Linked DNA regions of Homo sapiens: region 2 is linked to region 1. The links are chromatin loops, found by intact Hi-C in ENCODE. Cell type or tissue: Caco-2. All regions are shown on one strand. Links, peaks and the distances in the headings refer to the core of each region. The heading gives the core; the rest is flanking DNA. Region 1 holds the start of LINC02380 (long intergenic non-protein coding RNA 2380). Region 2 has its middle 470 kb from the start of LINC02494.

What was found. Hi-C counts contacts between places; a loop is a spot of excess contacts. Peaks named below come from ENCODE experiments on the same cell type or tissue, not always from the same donor. Only the 100,000 strongest peaks of a DNase experiment are listed, where the experiment ranks them.
Region 2: a loop joins it to region 1, with 31 times the contacts of the local background. A loop is called at or near these places in 4 of 110 quality-filtered maps.

What each region holds. Positions count from the first base shown.
Region 1 is chr4:57,425,588-57,428,510 of GRCh38, reverse strand. It overlaps LINC02380 (long intergenic non-protein coding RNA 2380), which reads right to left and starts at 2,639. Exons shown (of 6, transcript NR_125907.1): 1 at 2,493-2,639; 2 at 1,402-1,532; 3 at 1,084-1,206. RefSeq lists an enhancer at 1,414-1,708. In Caco-2, for the core only: a CTCF peak has its summit at 1,542 (motif pointing left); a DNase peak (open chromatin) is centred at 1,530; H3K27me3 peaks cover 150 bases.
Region 2 is chr4:58,061,010-58,063,932 of GRCh38, reverse strand. No RefSeq gene overlaps it. Among named protein-coding and RNA genes, the nearest start is that of LINC02494, 470 kb to the left of the region's middle. In Caco-2, for the core only: no CTCF peak of the experiment used is centred there; no DNase peak of the experiment used is centred there.

The DNA of each region.
Region 1 (2,923 bases), core at 131-2,630:
TGTCACTATATTCCATGCTATAAACATTAATAACGTCTTCAGAGTCAGGGGAAAATGTAAGGAGAGTGTGATAAAGACAGAGCCTAGAATAAAAGAAAAAGTATCGACTCTGAGACCAAAGAGATGTGGGTTTTATCCCAGCTCCATGTACCTTCTGATCAATTACTTCACCTTAACTTTCTTATTTATAAAACTGAACTGATAATAGCACACTTGGAAATCCAAGAAATAGAGTTATTGTGCATGAAATGCCTGGTGTATAGTATGTGCTCAATAAATGATCATTGTTCTTTGTTTTTCATTATCGTCACTTTGTAATTTTCTTTGGATATGGACTTTAGGGGCTCTAAGTCATGAAAAGTGGCAGGCAGCTGAAAGAACAGTGTGGTTCCATAATTATTTATTGAGTGTCTCCTATATTTAACTTTGCATTAGCTCAAAGGGATACTTTGGAGAACAAGAGCAACAAAGTTCCCACTCTTAGAGCCTACACTCTAGGTGAGAAGTTATAAAATAAATAAGCAAGTAATAGTGTTACAAATGCCATTAGTACTCTGAAATGAGTGTATAAAAGATGTTAGGAATAAAGAATGTGCAATCTATGAAGAGTTTTAGGGAGAAGAGTGAAATGACATAATTTATATTTCTAACAGACCACAGTGACAGTTTGTGGAAAATGGAAGGTTGCAAGTGTGAAAGTGAGCAAGTGAAAGTCATTCTCTGCTGCAGGAGAGTGACATAAGCTGGCCTTGCTTGACTTCAAAATAGTTTTCAGTGTGATCAATTCACCATTTCCATGTGGAGGAGGTCTGTTGTTCAGACTCTTTGGGGGCTAAAAAAGGTTCTTTATGATGAGAGCTGGTAAGTCAATGAAACAGAGCCCAACTCCAAGTTGGATCATGGGGTGATGCAGCAGAAGACTCCAAAAGTCACAGATGAAAGAAGTTTGCGCCAAATTTAGAATAAAGAGATTTAGAAGGCTGCTGGTCGGTTTGAGGCACAGATTTCAGATGGCACAGGAGGAGATAGCAAGCAGTGTTGGACAGGTCTTCATGTAAGGAAGGAGCCAGGACCCGCTCTTACCAGAAACCCGAGCTCTGCCATTTGATTTCTATTAATGCCATGTAAGTCTCTCCATCCCCGAGGTAATTTGACACAGTCTGGGAAGGCTCCTGCTCTCTAGGAGCTGGGCTTTTGCAAGAGATGCTGCAGACAGAAAAACTATGTTAGACCTGTGCACATGTTGATATCTGTGTGTGTATATACATACATACATATATATGACCATTTTAATTTATTTAATTTATGAATCATTTTTCTATAATACAAATTTCTTGCAAAATATAATGCTATAGCCTACGAGTTCTTACAAAGTCACAAACAAGAACTAGCGACATGTACTTGACATAACGTGAAGTCCTGTGCTCTGTGCTCTCTGCGGGGAGAGATGAGGTGATTCTTCAGAAGCTGATCAAAATTCCCTGCCTCCCTCAGGGTAGCTGAGCCTCGGAACAGCGGGAGCACTGCGCCATCTGGTGGGCAGATGCACTGCATCAACGTTCATTAGCAGAGGCTTTTACACACACACACACACACACACACACACACACACAAATGCTTTTCAAGGAAGACTCGAGAACAAATCCCGAAGCTGAGTGACAACTACAAAATACCATCAATTAAAGATATTATCTGGTAAGTTTCACAACAGATTATAAATGAACAGGATTGAAATGTGGTACCACTGTAAATCTTTAATTTTTCAGTTGTATATATAATATCTGATAGTTAATGGGTGTGTACCCTGTGCCAGGTAGGTGCTAGTCTATGTACTTTACATGCATTAACATATGTCATCCTCACAACAATCCTATAAGATAGGCACTATTTCCATCCCGTTTTACAGGTGAGGAAACTGAAACAGAGAGGTTCAGTAACTTGCCCAAAGTTACACAAGTTGGTACGTGGCAAAGCAAGAATTTAACAATGTTCTTAAGCTCTTAGGCACTAGGCTAGGCTGCTTCTCTGATATATACAATGTAGCACCGTGAGATTGGGTGTCATTAAGCAAGAGGTCAGAAAACAGGATTTTGAAAAGCATGTTCTGAAAGTGTAAGATTCCTTTTTCAAATTGCTTCCCCAAGCAAAAGAATGCAAAACTCTGAGCTTCCTATAAGTCAGAACCTTTACAAAAAGCAAGTTTTTGAAGACTGCTTTACAAAAAAAAGCACCCTTATTAGAATCACCGAATTTGGAAGTAAAGGGCAAGATCCCTTGATGATCATAATTGTGGTAGTTAATTTTATGTGTTGACTTACTGGGCCACAAAATTCTCAGATACTTGGTCAAACATAATTCTAAGTGTGTCTATAAGGGTGTTTCTCGATGAAATTAGTATTTGAATTGAGAGACTGAGTGAAGCAGATTGCATTCCTAAATGTGGCAGACCTCATCCAATAGGTCAAAAGACTGAGTAGAACACAACGACTCACCCTTCCTTGAGTGAGAACAAGAGGGAACTCCCTCTGCCTGACTGCTTTGAGATGGGACATCAGTCTTTTCCTGCCTTCAGACTCAAACTGAAATATTGGCTCTTCTTGGGTCTCCAGCTTGCCAACTGCATATCTTAGGACATTCTATTGGCTGTTTCTCTAGAAAACCCTTACTAATGTGATGGCTCATTATGTCATCATCACATTGTCATCATCATTGTGGTCACCCTCAACATCACCATCATCATCTTCTCTACCACACACTGAGTGTCCTCCCTTTCAGGCACAGTGTTCAGTGCTCTGAGACTGTGTGAGTAAAAGTGCTTATTTTACAGATGAGTAAACGGAGGTTCAGTGAACTTGGAACATGTACCCAACACCTCACCAACAGTCAATGGTACAGGTAAGACCATGGTTATCAACAGCCCAGT
Region 2 (2,923 bases), core at 283-2,782, 640 kb before region 1:
CTTGGCTCAAATTGCTGCAATAAGCAATAAGAATTGAGGCCCTCAGAGAGACATTTTCCCATCCCCAAGGCATTAAATTGGAAGTATAATGGAGTGGTTTAAAACAACAGTTCTTCAAGAGTTCCGTTTAAATATCCTATAAAAATTAGTTTCTTCCACTTTATTTCCTAGCATCATTTTTCTCCACTAAGAAGATTTAGTATTCATGCAGAGGAAAAAAAAATCACATTACTTCGAAGGACAAGATTGATGGGACCTCGGGAAAAAAAATAATGATTGAAATTCTCAGCTGCTCTCCAAGGTGATTAAATCCTAATTGGGGGAAGGGCCTCACTTGGAACCTGCAGGCTACAGCTGGATGGTTTTGTGGGCTCCAAAGGAAATACAGTTGGATCTATTGCATTCTGCAATTGCTTTAGGCAGTTCTGTATCGAAGGCTTACAATTCGGTAATAGGAAGGCTGACACTGTGATGATTTCTACCCTCCCTAATTATTCTATGATGTTTGTTGATGTGCATAAGCCCAGGTTCTGAAGCGTCATTTAAGAAGGGATAGAGGACCTCTCATTTAGGTGAACAGAGCTCAATTTTAGAGGGAGTTGACATTCCATCCCCCTCCTGAAATGTATTGCCCATCCAACCTTTGAGCCTGATGCCTTCAGGCTGTCATCATTATTTATCAATAGAAGATGACTTATAAGGGTGAAGAACTGACAAAGTCTTATAATATTTAAGCAGCAATTTATAATTTAGATTATCTTCAGACACAAAATCTCAGAAAAGAAGTTCACATATTTTCAAGAAAGAAACTTTCCCATTTTTCCATTTTGCAGATTGAGAAAATGAGATAAAAAGTGTTACATGCTTTGTCAAAGATGACCTAGGCTATAAAGAGCAAACTTGTGAGTTTTTGTTTTGTTTTTGAGTTGTGCTTTTCTGAGTTTTAAAAGAGCGATATTCCATTTTTGTGTCAAATTAGCTTAGCAATTTTTTCACATAATGGTTACAAAAAAGGTGATAAATCCATAACTCATTTAATGGATCTTTTTTAGACATCTGCCATCTGCCAGTGCTGAATAAAACAAATGCTTTTCCTGTCTTCTGGGAGCTTATAATTGAGGAGTAAAGAAAAATTCTGAAAAAGTAATTGTAAGTAAGAGTCAGAAGACTGATTTGATTCTTGTAAACAATATGAGAAATTGAGAGAGAAGCACATTATTGTTTTTCAACAGATGTCATTTGAGTTTGGAGAAGGGCAAAGGAAAGAAGATAATCACTGGAAGACAACCTGAGAAAATAAAAAACAAAACAAAACAGATTTTGTTAAATGCTCAACTTAACTGAACACTTTGACTCCATTTTTTATGTTTGATCTCTGACAGCTTTCAGGACCCACCTCTCTTTTATTCCATTTCCACACATAAAAAAAGTCTGATGCTCCCTTCCATGGCACCCATGGTAACATCAAACAAAGAAAACCCTGGCCCCCCATGGGAGAACAGTTCTGCTAGTCCATCCATTAACCACAATACAAACCAAAGCCATCGCCTCTCACTCAGCACAAGAGGCTCTGGACCAACTTTGGTACCTGCATTACCCATTACCCCAGAAAGCCCTATTTTGTGAGAAACAAACTTTTTGTATCATCTTAGTGCAGGTGTAGCATCATCTACCTTGACATCTGAACCAATTACTGATCCATGGGGCCAACACAAAATAAGTGGTGCTGTAAACAGGGTAGTCAAGATGATCACCACCAGATGGAGTCTCAAGGATGGCAAATGAAGGTCATGTGGTTTGTAAATGGTAGGCTAAGATTTGAAACCAGAGCCATTTGTCTCAACATTTTTAGCTCTCAGCCACAATATGTACTGCCATCTGCCAGTGCTGAAGAAAACAAATGCTTTTCTATTTTTCTGGAAGAAAATGGGAGTCCTCTCTTCCTTTTGACTTGCTACTACTGGCTCTGTTCCCTGCCGGTGAGCATGCCCTTGGAGCTGATGCCTGCTTGCTAATATGCACCTTGAGCTGTACTGCTTCCTGCCAATAAGCTTGGGCTTTGAGCTGTGCTGTGCTGTGGTGCTGTGACCAAGTCCTATTAAGCTTTTATTTTAGATTTATTGTCCGAAGTTGCAAGTTTCAATAATTGGCATGTAGGGACAGAAATATGAAATTGGGACCCTTCTTAAAAAGTATCTGGGTCATGTGTCTTAGCTTGCAACTATCTTTTTGTCTCAATAGTCAACAATAATATAATGTGTATTTAAAAGTAACTAAGAGAATCTTATATTTGATTCAAGCATAAGTCATAATGAATATTATTCAGAGAAAGACTCTCGCCCTGTTACCATTTGTTATCTGTTTCAATCAGGCACTGATCCCCATTCTATAGAACTCTTGGGAGACAGACTGATACATTATAAAAAATATGAGCTCATCAAGTAGCCATTAACGTGGAAGAAGAGGTCTACATTCCTAAAACCAAATGACTTAGTGGAATCGTAGGAGGCCTCACGTGTTTTTGCTACTACTGCCCATGCTTCTGTCAAACAAAATATTTGTATCATTGGGGTTAGAAGAGAAAATATGCATGATACCCCATGGCAGAGAATAGTTTACTTTCAGCCCTGTCCAAAAAATGGAAGACCACAATCTTAATATATAAGTAAAATGGACTAACAAAGACTCTGGATTCAATTGGGTTTTATGGGTTATCAATATGTCAGGGGTTAATTCAAAATCAGTTTAAGCCTAGGGTCCCTAAATCCCAAGAAAGCAACAATCACATTAGGGAGGCTTCTAATGCAGACAATATTTATCTGGGGACCTCTGGACAAGAAAAAAAACAAAACTTATAAATATGGGCAGGGTAGAGAGGACTTCATGAGCTATATCTAATAATCACACACACACACATATGCAC